Regions from separate parts of the Mus musculus genome. Here region 1 is linked to region 2. The links are chromatin loops, found by intact Hi-C in ENCODE. Cell type or tissue: left cerebral cortex. All regions are shown on one strand. Links, peaks and the distances in the headings refer to the core of each region. The heading gives the core; the rest is flanking DNA.

Region 1 (11,813 bases), core at 1,287-9,286, 190 kb after region 2:
CTGTAGCAGTCTTCAGACACACCAGAAGAGGGTATTAACTCTCATTACGGGTGGTTATGAACCACCATGTGGTTGCTGGGATTTGAACTCAGAACCTTCAGAAGAGCAGTCAGTGTTCTTACTCGCTGAGCCATCTCGCCAGCCCTCCATTTTGGTTTTTGAGGCAGGGTCTCTCACTGAATGTGGAGGGCATCGATTGGCTAGTCCCCTGGCCAGCAAGCTCTGGGGAGCCTCTGTCCCCGACTTCCTAGCACTCATGCTACTATGCTAAGCATGTTATGTGTATGCTGAGTACTGAGCTCAGGTCCTCCTGTTGGTGTGGCTCGCAGTGTATCCCCTGAGCCACCTCTCCAACCTCATCTCCATCATAATTCTTGGTTGGACGGGAGCCTTCCTGAATAGTGAAGACCATGTTTCACTGTAAAAGCCTAGCTTCAGGATGCCTTAGGGTCCTGCTGCTGATCACTGGCCCCTGACCAGACAGAAAGTGTGCTTTCCAAGTGGTTGCTGCCAGCCCTTAAAACTGCAACTTCCCCTGACTTTAAAGACCTTTGTAGTGGCTATTCCTGGCTGTCAACTTGACTATAACTGGAATGAGCTACAATCCAGAATTGGAAGGCTCACCAGTGACCCTAATCTGGAGGCTGGGAGATACAAGTTTCTGACCTGGATCTTGGCATGGAGACCTTGAGGCATAGTGGCTATGAATCCTAGAAGATTAAGACAGAGAGATTTCCAAGTTCAAGGTCATCTGGGATTAAAGGTATGGTGCCACACACCTTTAATCTGGGCCACACCTTCAGCTGGAGACCTACATAAGGGCATTGTAAGAAGGAAGATTTACTCTCTCTCTTCTTCTCCTGCTTGCCTTGTGGGACTGAGCAACTGCTAGATCCTGTCACAGCTGCTGCTGACCACTGTTGGGAGTTGGACTACAGACTGTAAGTCATCAACAAATTCCCTTACTATATAGAGACGACCCGTCAGTTCTGTGACTCTAGAGAACCCTGACTAATACAACCTTTGATTCTAAATCTCCTCTACGGTGGAGTGGGTACACACACACACACACACACACACACACACACACACACACACACAGCAAGTGCCACACACTTCCTGGTGAACAGTCAAAATCAGTAGGCAGAAAACAAGTCAATGGAAAGGCTAACAGAAGGTACGCCCACCCCAGTGGCCACAGACACTGAAGGTCTTACAAGCACCAGGGCGAAAGGGACAGCTACCAGCCTCTGCAGGAAGGCCACTTCTTCAATCTTGTGCAGATTCTTGCTTGCTATTGACATGCGTGGGGAAAATGGTGGGGCCCTCTGCTTACTTCACAGGCTCTCTAGATGCTTTAGAACAAACACAGGCTCACACACAGGGGCCACTCACAGCTGGGAGACAAGGTGGCAAATTCCTCCCAACTCTTTCCCGAACTGAAAGGGCAAGCGGCCACCAGTGGTCAGGAATCAGTCTCCGGTCACACTTCCCTCACGGCCCAAAGCAGGAAGCCTGGGCCCTCACCTGGCCTTGCTGTGGCTTGGACATTTCCCATCTCTGTCTTCTTTCCTTCCTCCTTTTCAATCTTCATGGCTGTCCTTCCACAAGCACACAGACCCAGGGTTTTACCCTTGTCTGGCTTTTCTCTCGAGGCCCACGCCTACCTCTGTTATTATTCAAAGTAATTTTATGGTACAGGCAGTCGTGGAAACACTCTCCTCTTTCAGCTGTAGCCTGATGATTTAGGTGTCCCTCAGGTGCCTTGAGAATCTCGATGTACAGAAGTCTTGTGACAGCCCATCTTCCTTCCATTTCCCCCGAGTTAGCAAGCAGCCAGCAGGGCTCACCATAACCTCCAACCAGACAATCACAGATGGCGCCTTTCCTTTCTGCAGGGTTTCTGATCTCCTCCCATGGCCCCTCCCCCACCCCAGACTGGAATAGTGCTGCCTCACTTACAGTCAGTCGGGCTCGCTGGCTGCTCTGTGGGTTCAGCTGCCTCCAGTCCATGCTCAGAGTTCCAACCAAGTGCTCTCCTGACTGGGGAGCGAGGCTTTCTAGGATCTTCTCTCCTAAGGAAAGATTCCCTATCAGACTCCGAGCCAGGTCTGCCTCAGCCTCCCAAGTGCTGGGATTAAAGGCGTGCGCCACCACCGCCTGCCAGGTTTTTCTTCCCTCTTCCATGGAGACTCTCTTGAGTGGCAGCCTCAGTGTCATCCCCTGAGCTTTCTCTGGCCCCTTGAAGTGTTTCTGTCAGGTCCCCTCACCCTAGTTCCTGCCAGTTCTTAGTGACATTCTTGCATGTGTCATTGCACGACTGTGAGGTGTTCAGGACTGGACAGGGTAGTTTTCCTCCTAATGTCCTATCTAGCATGGCGGCAGGAGCTGTGAGTCTGGGACTTGAAGTGAGGGCCTTTTGCATGCAAAGCAGACGCCTCACCCCAGAACCCCAGGCACACAGGTGCTTTGTCTCTTTCTGTGGCATCTATGGTCAGCACCGGAACCTTTGCTGAGGAGCAGTTTGGTTTGCCACAGTTTCAGTTACCAGTGAGCAGCCAAGAGTTCAAGGCAAACTCCTCCTCAGCAGCTTGCAGCTGCTCGGCATCCAACTCGGCGTGCGGGGAAAGTGAATCATGCTTTGCTCAGTGTATCCACACCATATGCACTGCCTGCCTAGAGTATCCACACTATATGCGCTGCCCACCTAGAGTATCCACACGGTATGCACTGCCTGCCTAGAGTATCCACACGGTATGCGCTGCCCGCCTAGAGTGTCCACACGGTATGCGCTGCCCGCCTAGCGTATCCACACGGTATGTGTTGCCCGCCTAGCGTATCCACACGGTATGCGCTGCCCGCCTAGCGTATCCACACGGTATGCACTACCTGCCTAGAGTATCCACACGGTATGCGCTGCCCGCCTAGAGTATCCACACGGTATGCGCTGCCTGCCTAGAGTGTCCACACGGTATGCACTACCCGCCTAGAGTATCCACACGGTATGCACTACCCGCCTAGAGTATCCACACGGTATGCGCTGCCCGCCTAGAGTATCCACACGGTATGCGCTGCCCGCCTAGCGTATCCACACGGTATGCACTACCTGCCTAGAGTATCCACACGGTATGCGCTGCCCGCCTAGAGTATCCACACAGTATGCGCTGCCCGCCTAGAGTGTCCACACGGTATGCACTACCTGCCTAGAGTATCCACACGGTATGCACTACCTGCCTAGAGTATCCACACGGTATGCGCTGCCCGCCTAGAGTATCCACACGGTATGCGCTGCCCGCCTAGCGTATCCACACGGTATGCACTACCTGCCTAGAGTATCCACACGGTATGCGCTACCTGCCTAGAGTATCCACACGGTATGCGCTGCCCGCCTAGAGTATCCACACGGTATGCGCTGCCCGCCTAGAGTGTCCACACGGTATGCGCTGTCCGCCTAGCGTATCCACACGGTATGTGTTGCCCGCCTAGCGTATCCACACGGTATGCGCTGCCCGCCTAGAGTATCCACTGCCAGTCTAGAGTATTCACACGGTATGCGCTACCTGCCTGTGAGCCGGTTAGTGGCTATGCTGGTCTTCAGGTCTCCCGCTGGGTATGGCAACCCCTGTGTTTATGTCACCCTGTCTTACTTGTGTCCTCAGAGTCCCGGGGATGTTGGCAACTTGAATATGCCAAAGAGAAGCTGTAGAGTTCTTCCTGGAGAAGGCAGAAATGTGTGGAGGGACCACAGTGGTAGAACTATAGCTACAGTGTTGCTATCACGGTCTTGTTGCTATTATTGTTGCTACTGTTCTTCCTTCAGTTCATTTATAAGTTGACTTTAATCACAGGTAACACATGGATGTAAAAACATAGTATGTATACAGGATTCAGTTCTATTTGTGGTCTCAGGCATCCTCTGGGAGAGGGGTACTATATTTTGAGTTTCATACTTTGAGACTTGTAGAGGCACTGTCCTGAATTATTTACGGTGTTTCCTGTCCCTTATGTTAGAATTATGTACTGAGCAGACCCTACAGGCCAGGAACAGTGTGAAGGCACCAGGCTACACAACCATTTCTGCCTGGGAACCCACAGGGGAATGGGCGAAGCATAGGAAATACATAGGAGGAGAACACACATTTCTGAGAAGAGAGGGCCAAGCAGCCATCGAGGGTCATGCTCATGTTCTTTAGTGCCTGCGACTGTGTGGGATTGGTGCTGGACTGCTCAGGCTGATGGTGGTCTCTATATCTCTTAGTGGGTGGGTCTCCATCACGTCTACTATTGTCTCAACAAACCTGCTGTGGTTCAGTTAGGAAAAGGACTCCATGCGGGCAGCACTCAGTCCCTCACACCTGATGACCGGTATCCCAAGGTACTGACCACGGACTGCAGGAGGGCTGTCTACAAAACTGTTCCTCCGGCATTGTGAGGGAACCAAGCATCCATCCTCTTGAAATGTGTTTGCTCATTCATATTTTTTTTTTGAAGCAGGTCTCTAGTCAGCCCAGGCAGACCAGTACCCCAGGATCCTCCTCGTTTATACCCAATGCTTCCAGAATGTTCTTTTCTGCTTCGTTTTGGTTGAGGGGAGTGGAGGTGAGGATGGCAGGGGTCTCACCTACTTCAGGCTGGCTGGAACTCAGTATATAACCAAGGATGACCTTGAATTCTCATCTTTCTGCCTCCACCGCCTGAGTGCTGGGATTACAGGCATTCACCATCACACCCCATGTCCTGCAGTGTTGGGAACTGAATTCAGAAATTCCTGCTTGCTAAGTAAACATTCTACCAACCGAGCCTCGTGTACCCCTTTTAGTATCTCAGACTATCTGTCAACTTTTAAGTCTCCCAATGACCCCGTTATATATGCCATTTTGTGACTCTAATAGAAAGCACGTGAGTTAACTACTCCATAGGATAGGTTCTGGCACTAGGGGAAAGCACAAATCTGGGCCACTTACCGATTCCCAGACTACATTATCAGCAGGGCTCCAGCTTCTGTAGATGACAAGCTAGTGCCCCCTGCTGGCCTTACAGGATAAGACAGGAGACTCACTAAAATGCTCAGTTCTTCCTCCCCCCACTCCCACCTCTTGAAATGAAGACTCTTAATTTTTTTTTTTTTCCACAAGAAACAATTTCTTCAAGAGAATTCTTCTTATTAAAGCCGGGGGTAGTCCTGCACACCTTTAATGGTAGAACTCAGGAGGCTGCTGCAGGAGGATCACAATGAGTTACAGGTCAGTTCCAAGGCGCTTGAGGGCGTGTGTGTGTGGGACACACACACACACACACACACACACACACAGAGGAGACTGACAGGATCTTATCTGCTTCCCTAGATAGCCTAGCACTCGTATGAATTATCTCAGGGCAGCAGCTGTGCTGTGTGAAGGCAGATGTGCGGATGGATGGGAGGGTCAGAGTAGAACTAACTCACACAACCATGGCTTCACAAAAAAGTCACAGGAAGGCTGGGCTCAGTCCACCTAGGCACCTAGAGAAGAAGGCACCCACTCACCCACAAGTGCTAACTTCACCCTGAGACAATAAAGGTTCCCAACTTGCCAGTGAGGCCTTTGCAAAAAAAAAAAAAAAAGCTTACTTTGCATTTTTGAAAAGCAGAATAGTTTTTTTGTGTGTTTAAATTAAAATCCTTTGGAATTTTGTATCTACCAGCTACACTTTCAAAAATACAGCATTCAGAGTTAACAAGTGTTATCCTTCTGGGTAAACAGTCAGAAAAAGAGCCAGTTTTAAAGACCCTTTTCCTAATCGTCTTCTGAAAGGGAGAATGGGAAGTTCCACCTCCCCATCTCTAGCCCAGGCCGCCCTGGCGGAACCCTGCGGTAACTGCTTTCTTGGCGACGGGAGTCCTGTGTGCAGTGGACTCTCGTGATAGTGATGGTTTGAAAGCATGAAATTATCCAGCCTCAATGGTTTGGGAAATGCTGAGTGAAATTCTGACTCAGCAGGAGTCAGAGGCCGTCACTCCTCAGAAGAGAACACGTGTTCTTGTGGCTGAGACTATCAGAGGGGCCCTTGGCCCCGTGATACTGACTGGCTCCTTGTTTTTGTGGTCTAGGCATCTCCTCACAAGTCTTTGGGAGGTAATGAGTGACAGAAACTATCTGCTGTTAAAAGCCAAATCCAACCCCAGACAGCAAAACAGCACTGCATATTAAACAGGCGGTAGGGGAGAAGGATTTGTGGGGTCAGCTTGCTCCTTCCCCTGTGTGCGACCTGGTGGTGGAACTCAGGTCACCAAGCTTGGTTGCAGGCCCTTTAGCCACTGAGCCATTGTGCTCACTTAATTCTTGTACCATTTAATTCATATATAATAGTATATACATATACATGTATATATGAATTATATATATAGATACATACATATATGTATATATTTGTTATATATATATATGTATATATGAATTAATTCATATAGAGAGAGTTTAATGTGTTTTAATAGCAAACTTATAGGAAAAGCAGAGGACAGACAATATTAAAAACTTGTACACAGGGCAACTCAGAAGGTATAGTGAATGGATGAACTCTACTGGATGATAAAAATGTCACAAACACCATTTAGTTTCTGTCAATATAAATTTACTTATGTTTTAAAAATCCGAATGCTGGCATTGTTCAGAAAAATCTAACAGGTTTATTTAAAATTGTTATAAAGTTGAACTGTTGAAAACGTGTTCACTGAAACATTTTGCTTGCATTAATGCTTTACATCTTGAATTTATATTAAAAGCTCACACATGAATGTGGAGAAGCTACCAATACCTGATTCTGTCCCCTATGTTTCCACCCCCCAATCATATACTTGGGTACCTTTGATCCCATGGAAAAATTATCTAACATTCAGAACTACTGATAACAGGAAGAAGAGGAAAAAAATTTTTTATTTTGAGAATGAAATTTTTCCTCTCATAGAGTACTTTTTTTAACCTATTCTTTTTTAAAAAAATGATTTATTTATTTATGTATATGAATACACTGTTGCTGTCTTCGGACACACCAGAAGAGGGCATCAGATGTCATTACAGATGGTTGTGAGCCACCATGTGGTTTCTGGGAACTCAGGACTCATGGACGAGCAGTCAGTGCCCCTCACCACTGAGCCATCTCTCCAGCCCCATAGTGGACTCTTAAGCATGTTCTCTGCGTGTGTAGCTGGATATCTTTTGGAGATTTACATGTTTGGCATGGATAGCACACAGATTGGTATCTTCCCAAAGGCCAACCCGATAGGCCTCACTTGCCTCCTGCTCAGCACCAGTATCTGCACTCTGGAAGCGCAGATCTGTTTTGAAATCCTGAGCAATTTCTTGCACCAGACGCTGAAAGGGGAGCTTGCGAGTCAGCAGTTCAGTTCTGTTGACTTCTGATAGCGGCTGATTTCAGAGTGCCACAGTACTGGGCCTGTGACGACGAGGTTTCTTCACCGTCCAGTAGAGGGCGCACGCGTGTGAGCGGCTTTTGAAGCCAGTTGTTTCCTGGGTGTTTTACCACTACCCCACCCCCTTCTCCTTGGTCTGGAGCTCCCCAAGCGAGAAGCAGTACAGTGCTGGCGTGAAAGCAATGGTGGCTCCCCGACAGCTGCAAACACACCATTTAATTAATTTAACTTTACAGGAAACCTTTCCTTTTACACTCGGTGTATAGTAAGTTTCTCAATAAAACAAAGTCGGACAGTTGTACAACTTTAAGACATATAAGGTTGGGTGTGGTGGTTCCTGCCTATAAGTAACTCTGGCATTTTGGACGCAGGAACAGTGCTGCTGAGAGGACAGACACACACCACCACACCTTGCACCCTAGGCTTCATGTAAGGTTCAAACGGATTTGTGTACACAAAAGCTGTCTGGAGAACAAAACTCACAATACGTACACAGGACAAACTCACACTGAGGCAACTGCTTGGGAGGAGGGAAACACAGCAGACAGCCTTACAACTCCACACCACTCTGACAAAAGCTTGAAATATACACAACCTCCAGTGGCCATTCTCAAAACACAAGGAGAGAAAATACAAGTGTGGGAAAATTCAATGATGAAAACTCAATACTCGGTATCCTTAGGACTAGAACCCAGGACCACACCCCCACACTCCAAATCCCAGGACAGCACTCTAGCTCTTCACAACATATACCTTCTCCGTGGTCTATCCTAGATTGACCTAATCCAATTGCAACATACCATCTATCTCCATGTACCCAGTCACTCCTGGATCAGACAAAGCAAGGAGAGCCTGTGCCAGCCAGAATCTCTGATGTAGGGACTAGGTTATCCACAACTAAGATCAGTTAAGTACTTACAAAAGGCTTCAAGGCATGGTAGGACACACCTGTAATCCCAGCCTTCAAGGAAGCTACGGCACGATCTCATTTTAGGCCTGACTAAGGCTCTAATGGCAAGGCTATCTCAAGAAACGTAACAAAAATGAAACCATAACCAAGTCGAAAATAAAATATAAATTAGCTGTGTTGGAGAGAAAGGTAGTCAAAATTCAAAGGCATTGCCACCTCTTGGAAAGACTGGCTCTGCCTGGTTTCCACATGCCTGTAGGTGTTGTCTGGGCATTCGGTTAATGGCGGGGGCTGAGCTGATGCTCTGTTGTTAAGTGTCACACGGGGGTGGGTCAGGCTTCAGCTCAGGTTGTGGGTTTCTGGGTCCCAAGAGCCATCTTTACTGGAGGCTCCACCCCTGTAACCCAGAGAGCCACTTTTCTCTTAGGGCAGCACCTTCAAAGCTCTGGGCAGCAGGGCCAGGCACGTGTCACCTGGTGTAATTTTTGCTTATGGTGTACCAGTGTTTTGCCTGTGTGCGTGTCTGTGTCCACAGACGTTGCCTGGAACCAGCGTAACAGAAAGTTGTGAGCTACAAGGTGGGTGCTGGGAATTGAACTCAGGATCTCTAGAAGAGCAGCCAGTGCTCTTAACCACTGAGCCATCCTCCCCTCTTCTAAAAGCTGGTTACTGTAAAGGGTATCAGGTGGTAGCACTAGTTGTGTCAGAAGGAAAGGGGGTGGGAGCTGGAGACCACTCAGCTCCACAGTCCCCACCCTGGCTGGTGTGGGGCTGAGACACAAAAGACTCAGTCATTGTTCCCACTGGCCTCACGGGGTTTGGAATGGAAGCAGGACCTCATCTGAACGCAGGGAAAGAGAGACACTGTGACATGCCCGAGTCACATATTGCCAAGGTGAACTTTTGCAGTTTAATTATGATGTTGTTTTACCCAAATCCTAGGACCCTTGAAAGCAAACTCCCCTTCCGCTTCCCCACTGGGGACACACACCGCGGTGACACACAAGCTGTCCAGAGCGCAGTTCTGATGGACGCTTCAGAAGCGTACTTTCTTCACACTTTCATTTGAAGATTTCTAAAGCAACGGCTTGAAAACAGTCTTATACCACACACACACACACATTTTAAGATGGTCTTATTAAATTATTAAATTATGTATCCTTGGTTGGACTGGAACTCACTATGTAGACTGAGCTGGCCTTGAACTCAGATCCATGGGCCTACACCTCCCAAGCGCTGGGATCAAAGGTGTGTGTCACTTCAACTAGGCAGCGGTGCTGCATTTCTGGAAATCGGGCTTGGCAATCGTCCCACTTGGTTAACTTTAATGTTACTACGTGACAGCTGTACTAGATATCTGATGACTTAAAGAGAAAACTCTTTCCTAGGCCAACGAACTATACATAAAGTCAGTGTGAAAGCTCTGTCTCCACTGTCACCTCGACGGGATTCACAGTCACCATGGAAACTCCTGAGGATGTGTCTGTCTATGAGGATGCTTCCAGAAAGGTTTACGTAGGGAGGAGGAGCCGCTGACCCCTGCAGGATGGGGACCTGGAGGCAGGCAGCGGTGTTCATCTCTTTGCTGGATGCCATGCAACCAGCCACCTCAAGCTCTTGCCATGATCCCTGCACCTGCCAGCTGGGAGACAAGGTAAACCCTTACTCCCTTAAGCTGCTATTTTTTTTTTTTTTTTTTGGGCCAGGAGTTTTGTTACCACTAATAGTTAGCAACATGCTGTTTGCCACCACTGCTCTGCTTCCAGGTCCCCAGAGCAGTCTGCAAAGTCTTTCCCTTCACCCAGTGAGCACCAAAGCCAATTGGACGGCTGAGAGTAGACGAGACACACAGCTTCCCAGAAGCAAACTGCCAGCATTTATTTATTGGTTTATTTATTTATAACTACTCACAGCAGTGTAAACATGAATAAAAGCTTCCGGGCGCTGGGGCGATTTAACTGACACTCTGCCGTTAAGGACACAAAAGGTTGGCTTTCGGAGCAGCTGTTTTACCTCTGCATTTCTTGTAAACATCTTTGTATGGTACCTGGAATCAGAGGATCTGCAAAATAACAAGATTTTAGTTTGGGGCTTGCCATCAGAAAAAAATAAAAAAACCAGGAATCAATACAATGACAAGGAACCCGCCAGGCGGTTGGTTCCCATCTGTCTTCAGAGCGAGTGGCTCCGGTTTCCCTCTGAGCCACAGCTTAGCACATCCCATGGCTCACTCTGTGTGAACTCTGATTTTTTACATTCACTCCCCGGGTGCAAACAGACCACCTCCGGCAACACGCTTAGTCGCTCGAGGTTTTGTGGCAGTACTTAGTGTCCAACAGAAACCGCTCCGTCTGCTAAACAATATCTTGACTGCCAAGCTTCTCTGACTGTTGGTGGATCGACAATGACACGGCACAGCCATTATCACCGTGGCAACAGTACCCAGGCCCTATCAGAGGAAAATTGCACATGGGCCTGCTGCCTCTCGAGCAGGCATGCCTCAGCTTCCTCTGTTGTCTGCTTTCTCTGCAAGTCTGGTGTGCTCTAGGGTACCGCTAACCCAGCGCAGGGCCAAGACTGCAGATTAGATAGTGGGCTGCGGAGGCCTGCTGGCCAGGATCTGGATCTGCGTACTACCGGCGGGAGAACTGACCACACCCGGGGCTCTGTTCTAGGGGGAAGTCCATGTAAAAAAACGACGCGCCTGCCCACTCTTCTGCACCATCCCCAGCAGATGTGCAAGCAAGCACTCTACCCTGGGGCCATCATCATCTACACCGGAATTCACTAAGAGAATACTCTCTTTTATTACTGTCTGTGTGCATGTGACGGGGTGGAACTCTGGACGTCGCTTACACTAGGAAAACGACTTCCTACTGAGCTACATCCTCACCCTCCGTTTTCCCTCTTAAAAAGGGTCCTGCTGTACGGCCCGGGCTGACTCGGGCTTATTTAGAACTCCTGAGTTCAACTGATCCTCCTGCCTCAGCCTCTTAAGAGGCAAGGCAACGTTGCAGACAATGGCCACAGGGCCCGGCAACCCACCAATTCCCTTGTTCTTTCAATCCTTCCCGACCCCAGTAGTCACCGAGACCCCAAAGCCAGCCGTCCCACGGCTAGAGCACTTTACACGTTTCTACGAGAAGAGCATCATTCTAGAGGCCAGGGAGAGGGCTCAGCGTGCCAAGGGACTTACCCTGCAAGCTAGAGTTCCATCCCCGGACCCTTTATAAAAGTCGTCTTCTGAAGATGCATGCACGCAGATCATACATACACAATACTTATAGTTTTATGCTAAAAAAAAAAAAAACCTCATTCTGGAGGAAGAATCCCACGGGAGGCCGCAGGACACGGCTTGGATGTCCATGTGCATGGCGGGTCGGAGGCTGGAGCCCCGGGCAGACCAGGACACGCCAGGTTCGCGGCTGGCCTCAGCCGGTGAGGCATGGAAGGCCACCTCCTCTCTGGTGCACGCCATCGCAGGACTACCGGCCG
Region 2 (11,813 bases), core at 2,784-10,783:
TCGATTCCCAGGCCCCCAGATCAGATGGCTTACAACTGCCTGTTACCCCAGCTCCTGGAGGATCTGACAACTCAGACTTCTGTGAATACTCACACTTATGTGCACATACCTACATCATACACATAATAAAAATAGTAAGAATAAACATATTTTTTAAAGAGAACGGAATGTGGTTGGCAACATCCCCGCCAGTCTTGAGGATCTGGGGGTCCCTGAGGTCTCAGCAGTACCCAACAGACCACACAAGCAACGTTGAGCGGGCCAACTCTTCCAACCCAAGCCATCCTAAGCTGTGTTGTTTTTTTTTAAAGATTTATTAATTATTATACATAAGTACACTGTAGCTGTCTTCAGATGCGCCAGAAAAGGGTATCAGATCTCATTATGGGTGGTTGTGAGCCACCATGTGGTTGCTGGAATTTGAACTCAGGACCTTTGGAAGAGCAATCAGTGCTCTTACCTGCTGAGTCATCTCACAAGTCCTACGCTGTGTTAAGAGTCTGGCTCATTCACTTGTCACAAGGGCCTGGTGTACTATAGAGGACCCTGGACCCCACAACTCCTTCCTATAGCAAGAACCTGGAAATTAGCAGCAGCCTCTAACTGTCTGTTCTCTGTGCATCAAAAATGGATCTCGGGGCTGGTGAGATGGCTCAGTGGGTAAGAGCACCCGACTGCTCTTCCGAAGGTCCAGAGTTCAAATCCCAGCAACCACATGGTGGCTCACAACCATCTGTAACAAGATCTGACTCCCTTTTCTGGTGTGTCTGAAGACAGCTACAGTGTACTTACATATAATAATAAATAAATCTTTAAAAAAAAATGGATCTCCACCAGGCATCTTATCTGGCAGGGGAAGGGGCGAGGGGGGTTTCCTGCAAGCAGGTGGCATCAAAAGGCCAGGTAACAAATGCTACAGCTGGGCTAGCATACCCTGGAGCTGGGCAAGGATCCTCTGGAACTGGGCTAGCATCTCCTGGAGCTGGGCAAGGCTAGCAATCCCTGGAGCTGAGCTAGCCTAGCAATCCCTGGAGCTGAGCTAGCCTAGCAATCCCTGGAGCTGAGCTAGCCTAGCAACACCTGGAGCTGGGCTAGCCTAGCAATCCCTGGAGCTGGGCTAGCCTAGCAATCCCTGGATCTGGGCAAGGCTAGCAATCCCTGGAGCTGAGCTAGCCTAGCAACCCCTGGAGCTGAGCTAGCCTAGCAACCCCTGGAGCTGAGCTAGCCTAGCAACTCCTGAAGCTGGGCTAGCATCCCCTGAAACTGGGCTGGGCTAGCATCCCCTGGAACAGGGTTAACATCCATGTCCACATTCTTAAATCCCCCCAAACATTATAAATCAGCATGAATGTTCCAAGCATCTCCCACAGTGTGAGCAAGTGCAGATCCCTACCTGTTCAAATGCATTAAAGCTCATCTCAGAGCTATGTTCCGTGGGCATGGAGCCACTATTTCCTCATATGACTGTATATGCCCTGAGGCTGGCCAGCTACTACTCTGCTATGGCCACTTCGCCTTTGCCCAGCTGCTCTGCTCCACAAAAGGCAGCCAGCCACCTTCCCAAACAGAAGCCAAGCAAATAAACCCATCCTAACCACTAGAGTGCCACACAGCAAAAGCTGGGCTGGAAGACCAGCTAGAATGAGCAGAGTGGTCTTTCCAGCATCTATTACTGCATGCCTAAGGAAAGGAGAGGCCACTTCATCTGCACAGAGCGAGTGGCATGCAGGGGCGGCACTGAGGGCTTCAGAGATGACATCGTACCCACTGTGAAGTGGGGATTACTCTTTTTCTGCAGTAGCAGGACAGGCAATGGATCTAAAGCAATGGATCTAAAATCACCTGGCATGGTGATCAGGGTTAACTGTCAACTCGAAAGAAGTTAGAGTCACCTGGGAGAATCCCAGAGAATGTCTGCAGGACGCATCTCCATTTCATTAATCGAGGTGGGAAGACCCATCAGATGTGGGTGGCACCATTCCCTAGGCAAAGAGATCCTAGGATGGAGAAGTGCAGAGAAGTGAGGTGAGCCCTGGCCTGCCTGCATTCCTTGCTCTCTCCTGACTGGGGAGACAATGTGACCAGCTGTTTTAAGCTCTTCCATGTCCCCATCTGGAACTATGGAGTTAAAAAAATATGTTGTTTCTGTCAGGATACTTTGTTTTGGTTTGTTTTGGTTTTGGCTTTTTTGAAACAGGGTTTCTCTGTATGGCCCTGGCTGTCCTGGAACTCACTTTGTAGACCAGGCTGGCCTCAAACTCAGAAATCCGCCTACCTCTGCCACCGAAATGCTGGGATTAAAGGTGTGTGCCACCACCACCTGGTGTCAGGATACTTTGTTATAGCAACCAAAAGAAACTAGAATATTCAGTGTGTCCTTCTGGGATTCCAAAAAATTCCCCTTAGAGTCTAGCTGGAGTCTATGGCATGGAGTTGACAGGTACCCCAGGGCTCTTCCTGCAGGGCCCTATCCTGCTGCCTAGTGGTCATATGGCCTACTGGAGCCTGGCCTATGTGACCAGAAGGGAGAGGCCAAGTAGCCATACCCACTCAAGGAAGAGGCTGGGAGGAGAGGGAGGTATCTATTCGCCCCTGACTTCAACCTGCTTTTGGGGATTTGGGGACAAAGGTCCTTGTGGAACTTGCACTATGAACAAACTTAGAATGGACTTGTTAGATGGTAAAAGTTTGAGGTGAGCTGGGCGGAGCCCAGAGCTGCTGGAGGAGGAGTCAGGACACCTGAAGTATATCCTCTGAGCTGTGCCTCAGTTTTCAGCCAAACAAAAGCAGTAGCAGCACCAGCCTGGGGTGGAGGAGGGGTGCTGTGAGCCTTAAAAGAGGAAGCACTGAGAGGAGGGCAGGCAAAGGGTTTTAGGAGACACTCGCTAATCACTGGTTCTCGGGGTCACCACACATCAGTAAGTTCTCACTCCAGCCTTGCTTATCCATTCAGTGGCCTGCCTTAAGACCAGCCCCTTAAGATAGCCTGAACGAAAAGCTGGGGAGTCTCAGAACAACCTCAGTGCACAGGGGCCATGTCACCCGCAGACACAGAGGTCAGGCCTCCATCTCTACAAGACACGGGTGACACAGTTAACACTCAACATCCCCATTCCCACACCTCTCTGGACAGCTACCACGGCAGTCAACGTCACCGGTCAACCTGACAAGCAAGCCCACAGGAGACAAAGATTTGGCCATTATTCTAGATGTTTCGACGAAGGCATTTTTCGAATGAGATGAACATAGAAACTGGCAGTGTGGGTGGGCTTCGTCTAATCAGCCTGCAGACCCTCCCCTGCAGAGTTTGGATCTGTCGCACACACACACACACACACACACACACACACACACACACACACACAGAGTGATAGCTGCTTCTGCAGCTGATCTGGACTCCTCGGAATAGGTGTGACCCCTGGCACTCGGGAGCCTGAGAAGGAGAGAAGAAAGCCCTGTCTATGTGTCACGTTTTCTGTGGGTAATGACTTGCTATTGCCCCTACTAGATCAATTTCTCATTTTTGCTTCCTGATGAATCATATTCCTGCGGCTGGCTGAAATGAGATGCAGCAAGCCACTCTCCTCATGCCCAGACAGAGCTCTGTTTAACATTTACCTTCAGCCAGCTTGAAGGCGGGGTAGGGGTATATGTGCGTGTGCGTGTGCCTGAGCCTGTGCGTGTGCGTGTGCGTGTGCGTGCATCCCAGTGATATTCTCCAGCTTTGAGAAGAACACGCTGCTTTAAAGAGCTATAGACTGAGTGTCATCAGAGTTCTCCATAGCAACAGCCCACCCCTGCCTCCCGTCCCACACAGGCCTCTGGGAATTCCAGCGATCTTCCTCACAGAGACTGGACCTGTCATAGGCCACCACTGCAGACACTGCTGGCCATTCAGGAACCACGTTGGGTTCTCCGATTGCTTGCTTCCCTCCTTTCTTTAAACTGGATTATATTCCCCCTCCTCCAACTTCTCCCAAAACCTCCCTAGCTCTCTCCCCATCCAACTTCATGTCTTCTCTCTCTCTCTCTATCTCTCTCTCTCTCTCTCTCTCATTCTCCCTCTCCAAGAAGAAAAAAGAAAAGAAAATAAAAAACAAACAAAACTAATATAAAAACAAATAAAACACCACAGAGTCCATTTTTGTTGTTATTGTTGACCAGCTGCTCCTTGGCCTGGGGCCTGGCCTGGAGAGCGTGCGCACAGTGAGACTCCAGTGCCCTGGAGCTGCGCTCAGTGAGACTCCAGCGAAGAAAATTGACTTCCCTTTCTCTGCAGGGATCAGTTACAAATAGCTCTTCACTTCCTATAATGTTGCAACACCCATCGGCACTTCATTGCTGTTTATAATATTCCACAGCATGCAGATAGTAGCATCTATCAGAGTTTTATCCTTTTCGATTGCTGAGTAATATTCCATAATATGGACATACCACAGTTTATAGGTCTGGCATGACCTACAATTTCTGTGATGGGCTTGGGATTGTTGATGGACATTTGGGGCTGTGACTCTGCTATGAACACTTGTGGGATTTGTTTTTTATTTTGAGACAGAGTCCACTATGGTAACTTGTGATTCCTGTCTGTCCCCCTCTCTTGGAGCAACCCTCGCTGCACCCCTAAGTCCTCAAATCCTGATTTTTTTCCCCTCCACTAATGTACTTTACAATACCACACCTTCCTCTTTCCTTGTCCAGCACAATATACTGTGCCCCACACTATACCGACACCTTCCAGGCTCCCACGGGCTGCATGGTACCCCCAATCCTCAAGTGAATTAACATGTGTGCCCATTCTGCCAAGACATGGTGGCTCCTGGCCTGTGATGAGCTGGCATGTCATCCTGTGGTCAAGCAACAAACACACTGCCACATGTCATGTCCTGTCAGGTTCCTGAGCATCTGCCCCTATATCCCACCCCTTGCCTGGCCATAGGTGGGAGGGAAGCACCCCCTGAATGTCAGAATGCTGGCCCCCTCCTGTATCTTTTATTCTGGAAACCCCATGTGGGAAGGAGACCTCCTTTGGTCTAGTGTGTGTCTTCTGGGGCTCTATGCAACAGTCCCTCAGCCTTTCAATAAAAATTTACTGAGCTCAGTGAGGACTCAGGCAGCAGTGCTGGCAAGGATCCACCCTCACAAGCAAAGCTGATGAGTCTGGGACAGAGAGGCCACCAGGCAGAGGGAGAAATATGTGGGAGGCACAGACTGTACCAGGGACAGCAGCCAGTGATCAGGGACATCAGCAGAGAGGGAGGGGAGGAGGGAGAGGGAAAGAAGAGATTGCAATGATGCTCCAGCCTCGAAGACTCCTGTGTCACACACACACACAAAGACACACACACACAGAGACACACAGAGACACACACACAAACAGACATACACAAACACACACAGAGACACACTCACAGACACACACATACAAAGACACACACACACACACATAGACATACACAAACACACACACAGACAGGACATCTATCGGTTGCTGGAGACATTGCATGTTTTACAATGGGAGGACAGAAGCTATTGGCATCTAGGTTTCAGAGGCCAGCACACTACTGTCCAGCTGCAAAGCACAGAGCAGACCTGACAGAGTGTTGCTCCTAGCACAAGAGCCACAGGGATGAGGCAAAAAGCCTGACCCAGAGGAAGAGGCCACTGGATCTAGAGCCAGCAGAGTCAGAAGTGATCCCCCCCCCCCACACACACACTTAACTTGCAGATGGTCCCCAACCCAAGACCATTCAATATCTATTTTCCCACTTTCAACCATACAGTCGAAACCCCTGCTTGCATGTAAACCTGGCTCCTCCCCCCCAGCCAGCCATGTGCAGCCAATCACCTCTAGGCACTGAGCTTTGCTAACTTCCACGCAGTAGGAATGAGTGTGGCCTCTGCAGGCTAGAGATAGCAATGTACAGGCTGGCCAGTGCCTCGAATGCCACCCGTGACTGTGACAGACTCTGGCCTGCAGAGCTGAAAGATAAGAGGGCCGTGACAATCTATCCCAGCAGCCAGAGGTATCCTGCCCAGCACCTCATGGCACGGAGGCTCCGACTGTCAGGGCAGCTGACATTCTAAGCGCTTGCCATCCTCCCGCCCTTGGCTTTAGCGTGTAGCAGACGCACCGTGCATCTGGTTCTATTGTGGAATTAAGGGTGCAGAAAAAGCAGGAACTTTCGGAACAGGGGGTTCTGATGCCAAAGCAGACACCCTGTGAAAATGTGCCCGATCTCTCATGGAGATCAAGACAGTCACCATCACCATGAACGCTTCCCACACTCGCCTGGCTTCCACCAGATAGTATCAGACCCTCCATTTCTTCTCAAGAACTACAGTAAAAGAAAGCATCTTGGGAGGAAAAAGTGTTGGCTAGCTAGAGTGGACCACAGGGGGCTGTGATCATCTCTGGTCCCTAGTAACAACACCCACTCTGGGCTAAGCACAAGTGGGTGCTTCCTGTCCATCTGGGGCTTGGCCCCCATGAAGGAAACCACCTGTCAGCTCCTGGGTGCCAGATGCCTCACAAGCCTGCCAGTGGCTCCTTCCAGACTCTTCCACCCACCCAGTTCTGCACATAGAAGGCTCCTGCCTTATTACCACTAATAAGAAGGCACCTTGATAGCCACAGCCTGCATCAGAAAGGAAATGAAACCCAAACAGCAGCATGTTCCATGGAAATGTCCCTGGCCACAGCAGCTGCCTCCTCTCCCTGGAGGCTCCTTATTTGCAGGAACAAATGCTTCTTTAGCAGAAAGCCACCAAAGGGACCCACTCACGGGGAGGCTGCACCTGCCTCTTGCAAAGTAGCACCCTCAGAAAAAAAAAACAAAAAACAAAAAACAATCCAGTCATGGTTCAGAGTCCCAGAATTCAATTCCTGTCTCCTGTGACCCAGTGTCTCTCCAGGTAGGCGCATGTCCCAGGATGATGTCGTTAGAAGTGGGGATGAGAGAGAAGATACAAAGACCTGACCAGAGCTGGAGGGACCAGAGGGACAAACCAAGCTGCCAAGAGCAGAGAAGCCACCACAGGGGGGCACTCTCATAGCACAGGGCACCGTGAGCCAGCACTGGGCACAGGAGAGGTGGGGGCACAAAGAGGGGAAAGTGACATTAAAGGTATATTATACAGATGTCCTAAAAGCAAGGAGAGAGCGCATAGGGTGCCTGCCAGGCTCCTGTTACCAGTCATGGTGTGATTTCTACCCATGACTGTGTTCCACATCACTGCAGGCCTGGGAACGGCTCCCAAAGGCGTTCAGGGCCTAGGGGGTAGAGTTGAGGAGCCAGCGTGGTCACTGAGTGTCAGCCCCCCCAGGCCCCCCCCCCCAGCTCCAGTCTGAGCTCAGCACCTAATCAGAAAAACCCAGAAAAAACAATCCATCCGTGGGAACTGAGTCACACGAGGCAGGTGCAGGGAGATGATTTGATTTCTCCTCTGTGTTTTTGATACCATCCGTAGACAGTGGACATGTACCTCTCTGCAAACCAGAAAGGATGCTATTTTTACAAGTCTCTAGAGAGTTCACCGCCTCTCCTAGAATCGCTTAAAATAACAGCCCCAACTTCACTAGCACCATCTCCGACCAGCTCCGTGACAAGAGGCTCACTGTCCACAGGAAGGCAAAGAGAAGCAGGACACTGACAAAAACAGAGGTGAGGATGGAAGAGGAAATGCCCCTGACTGTGCAGGTGAGGAAGGGGCCACAGGCTAGGGAATGCAAGAGGCCCCTACAAGTTAATGGCAGCAAGAAACCAGGTGAACAATACCTTGACTGTCACCAGGGACTGTCAGACTCTGATCTGCAAAAATGAGATAATGGTGCCATTGGATGCAGTTGTGACAATATAGATGTATTACTGTATGTATGTATACATGCATACACACACACACACACACACACACACACACACACGCACGCACACCAGGGTACTGGGAGTCGTTGGCTCTCAGGGCAGCTGCTGAACTCAGCATGCAGCAGACTCCATGAGTCTGCCCTATTACACCAGGGTTAAGGATGCAGAGAATATGAGGACACTCAGAGCAAGAAGCTTGGGTGCTTGAATCCCGAGACCCATGACACTGGCTCCTCAACTTCCAGGAAGGGACTTTCTCCTGCACTGACTGTCCCCTTGTTACTAGACCACACCTTGACTTTAAATAGGCTCAGGTGCAAGTCTCTGAATACTGTGTCCTCACACAGTCTCAAGGGGCACCAAACACCCTCCAATCCCACCTGCTCTCAGATCCCAGGGCTGGCACCTGCAAGGCTCTCAAAGGGGCCAGGACTGGCTGACAGGGAGACCAAGAAGACTGGGAGAGGCAGGAGCTCAGAACAGCAGGTACCAGAGAGCCATGAGACAGGCAAGAGCATAACTTTTCTGGTCCCCACACAGGACACCAGCCGTGTGCCAAAACCAGGTAGCAGGAACCACAGAAAAGTGAGCAGCAAAGCCAAGTGCAGGCTGAAGATGGAGGATAGAGAGGAACACACGTGAGGGAACGGAGCAGCCAGAAAAATGGCGAACAGGAACAGAAGGGAATGAAGACACCCTCCTTCCTTCCCTCCCTCCGTCCTTCTTCCTCCCTCCATCTCTCCTTGCCCACCCCTTCCTCCTTTTCAAACCTTCTCTGATTTGTCTTTTAATCAGCTCAAATGCACACACACATCTAAGCCCCTCACCCCCATCCCAACCCTGGTCTACTAAGCTGTGGTCTTCATCAGAGATCTCTCTGTATCCAAGCTCAGCCTGACCCTGGTGAGTGAGGTGTAGGGTGTACAGGCCCAGGCCAGCTCAGAGGTCAGAGGCATCCACCCCTGCTCTGCTTGGGAAAGGAAAGAACAAAATAGTACAAGGTTCAGCCCTTGCTCAGATGTCCCTGGTTGAGGATGGGGCCCAGGCTCGTTGGGGACCCAGAGGTCTGGGGTCGTCCACAGGATTACAGTCTCCAGGGAACAGTAGGAAGGAGGACAGGGGAAAGTGGGCCCAGTGCCTCCTAATCCTGCCAGTTCTCAGCATGCTCAGGCCTGCTGAATGCCAACAAGAGGTACCAATCTCATCATGTAGCTAGGATGGTGAGGATGGGGGAGGGTGGGCTGGAAGTCTCCTGCGAGCTGCTTTCTCCCCAGCACCTTCCACCTCCTGTCCAGGCAGCCAGAGCCCTTGGCATCCTTAGCCCGGTCATAGTCCAAAGTAAGGTGAATAGGCCCACACTTCTGGCAGAGGCAGCGCTCTGTTAACAAATATTTTGCCTCTTGTGCCTCAGGCAGTGATGAGACAGAGGTGGAGGAGAGCCAGGTTTCACCCTGGGCAGCTGCCCAGCAGAGGCCACAGGTGTATCAGCAAGTGGTACCACAGGACAAGCCAGGCAGGAGCTGGGAACAGCAGGGGACATAGAAGGCTCTCAAAGAAATGACAGCAGACCTGCCTGGAGATACACACAGTTCTCTGAGCTGAAAGAGCCCTTGGCACAAAAGGAAACCCAGGAAGATGGCTGATGGAGAGTCCACTGGGACGAAGGTCAGCAGTCTCATGTTGACCAAGGGACTTGGCCACCGACACTGAGAGGGTCAAGTGCCTCCTGGCCTTGGGGACCTTTGTACTTTAGTGTTTCCTCTGCCCAGGGTCCTTTTGTCTCAAAATTTTGCCTTGTTTGTTTCCCTGGTTTCATCTCCTGGCAAAACTTCCCCTGGCCACACAGAGACGTCTCCTGTCATCTTTCACTGGTTACTGTAACAAATTACCTCAAACATGGTAGCCTAAAAGGTTGCAACTGTATCCTATAACTCTGGAGGTCAAATGGCAGAAATGAGCCTCCCCAGGCTAAGTTCCAGGCTCTCCCTTCTGAGTATTTCAAGGGACTTTCAAGCATTCTGTTTTTCTCTTTTCTCCTCACTCCCTCCCAACACCTGCTTTTGCTGTAGTTGCTAAGACGGGGTTGAGTCCCTCACATTGCACGGTCCTAGAGGCTTCAAGCATGCCTGTCAGACTCAGCATGGAGGCAGGGATGTGGGGGAGGGGGGGTGGCTTGGATATGAGAGGTCCCCTGCAGGCGTCCATGCTGAATACCTCATTCCCAGCCATGGTGCTATTTAAGGGGGTTCTGAAAACCTGAGGGTCCGAGACGTAGTTAAAGGAAGGTCACTGGGGATGTGCCTTTGAGGGTTATATCTGTCCCTAGTCCCTTCCATCTTTTCTCCCCGCCCCCCCCCCCCCCCGCCTACTATGACCTGAACAGTGCCACCTCCCCACACTGATATCCTGCCCAAGCACAAAGGGCCAGGTGGTCACATCTCTGAAACAGCAAAGTCAGCCGGTCCTTCCTCCCTCAAGTATGGTGGTCACAGTCATACAAAGAAAACTAATCAGAGAAATGTCACAGTGTATAAGAAGGCTTGTTGCACAAGCCTGCAGACCCAGGTTCAAATCCCCAGAACTGATCTAAGAACCTGGAGTGGCCATGCACCCAGTGCTGGGGGGTCAGGGGTCAGGGGCTTGCTGGAGCTTGCTGACCACCAGCCTCAGCTCTAGGTTCAGTGTGAGACCCTGTGACCAGGGAATAAAGCGAAGCAGATAAAGCAGGAGACTCAGCATCCTCCTTGGTCCTGGAAGCCATCATCTGGCAGGTGACAGAGCTGATACACACATCCCCAAATGCAGTCATGACTCTGGAAAAAATTCTGTTCTGATGGCAGGTGGAATAAGTCTCCATGACCTTGGCCAGACCATCCCAATAAGTACGATACACATTTGCCCATTCTCCCACCATCCCTAAGATGGACACGTAGCACGGAGTCACCCGCACCTGGCTGCATGGAGGCCTTGACCTTACTACCTGGGTATCTTCTCACTCCCCATGTGATCTTGGCCAAGTCCCTTGTCCCTTGAGTGTAGAGACTCCCTAGGCCCCATGGGGCAAAGAGTTGCACACCCAGGAGGTGCTCACAGTACAACACACACACACACACACACACACACACACACACACGCTGCACAGAGCGAGCCAGGTGACCACCACATCCTGGTCACCCACCTGGTGTAGGTTGAGTACTGGGATGACACGTGTGCCAAGCACCTTAGATTTTTCACGCCAGTGCCAGGATCTGATGCCAGGTCCTTGGGGTTGCAGAGGAGCCTCTTACCCACTGAGCCATCTCCTCAGTGCCTGTGTGAGTTACTTTCACACCGCTGTTATCATGGCACCTGAGGGAGTGACATGTTATCATGGCACCTGAGGGAGTGACATGTTATCATGGCACCTGAGGGAGTGACATAAAGGAGGCTTAAGATGTGAGGATCCCTAGTGTGTCCGCGGCTCACTCTGCTCTCTGTGGTGCCTGCCATGAAGCAGAGCACCCACAGCCAGTGACAGAATGCAGCGGACGTGACTTCTGGGTCCCATGCTGTGTCAGGCCAGGTCAGGACTATGTGAGCCATCAACTCCAGTTTCCAGGCAGCCGGAGATGATTAAAATGTAAAGAGGCCAGAACTAGACTGAGGCCCTCAGAGCTGGGAGTTGTAGGACAGAGATGGGCTGACAGGGCTACCTCAGAGTTCCCTTCTTGATTTCCCCCCGTGACTGAGAACCCCTTGTTTTCAGGGGAACTCCACTAACCAGTTTCCTCTGCAGTCTCTTGTAATTTATATTTCAGCCAATGGAATCTGAGAAAGAACGCCATAGGGTCATTCTAAAAACCTCATGAAACGCTGGCATTTGCTCCAATCCTTCTTTATCCTACTTTCTTCAAACCTGCTTCCTCGAGCGTTAACGTAACAGTGACAGCCCTAGCTGTCACTTTGGACCAC

Evidence for each region. A loop is a pair of places that touch in the nucleus more often than their neighbours do. Peaks named below come from ENCODE experiments on the same cell type or tissue, not always from the same donor. Only the 100,000 strongest peaks of a DNase experiment are listed, where the experiment ranks them.
Region 1: a loop joins it to region 2, with 2.3 times the contacts of the local background. A loop is called at or near these places in 7 of 42 quality-filtered maps.

The regions. Positions count from the first base shown.
Region 1 is chr12:105,020,446-105,032,258 of GRCm38, forward strand. Gm46375 (a long non-coding RNA gene) reads right to left here and starts at 6,311. Exons shown (of 2, transcript XR_003950255.1): 1 at 1,963-6,311. It overlaps Snhg10 (small nucleolar RNA host gene 10), which reads right to left. Exons shown (of 2, transcript NR_003145.3): 1 at 11,515-11,813; 2 at 10,172-10,380. Mir3069 (microRNA 3069) reads right to left here and starts at 10,696; the gene lies at 10,632-10,696. It also overlaps Scarna13. In left cerebral cortex, for the core only: CTCF peaks have their summits at 5,033 (motif pointing left) and 7,454 (motif pointing right); DNase peaks (open chromatin) are centred at 1,942, 5,024 and 7,452.
Region 2 is chr12:104,832,150-104,843,962 of GRCm38, forward strand. The region is part of intron 1 of Clmn (calmin); the gene reads right to left. Among named protein-coding and RNA genes, the nearest start is that of Clmn, 27 kb to the right of the region's middle. In left cerebral cortex, for the core only: CTCF peaks have their summits at 5,481 and 7,033 (motif pointing right); DNase peaks (open chromatin) are centred at 3,662, 5,169, 5,466, 5,979 and 1 more place; H3K27ac peaks cover 3,780 bases.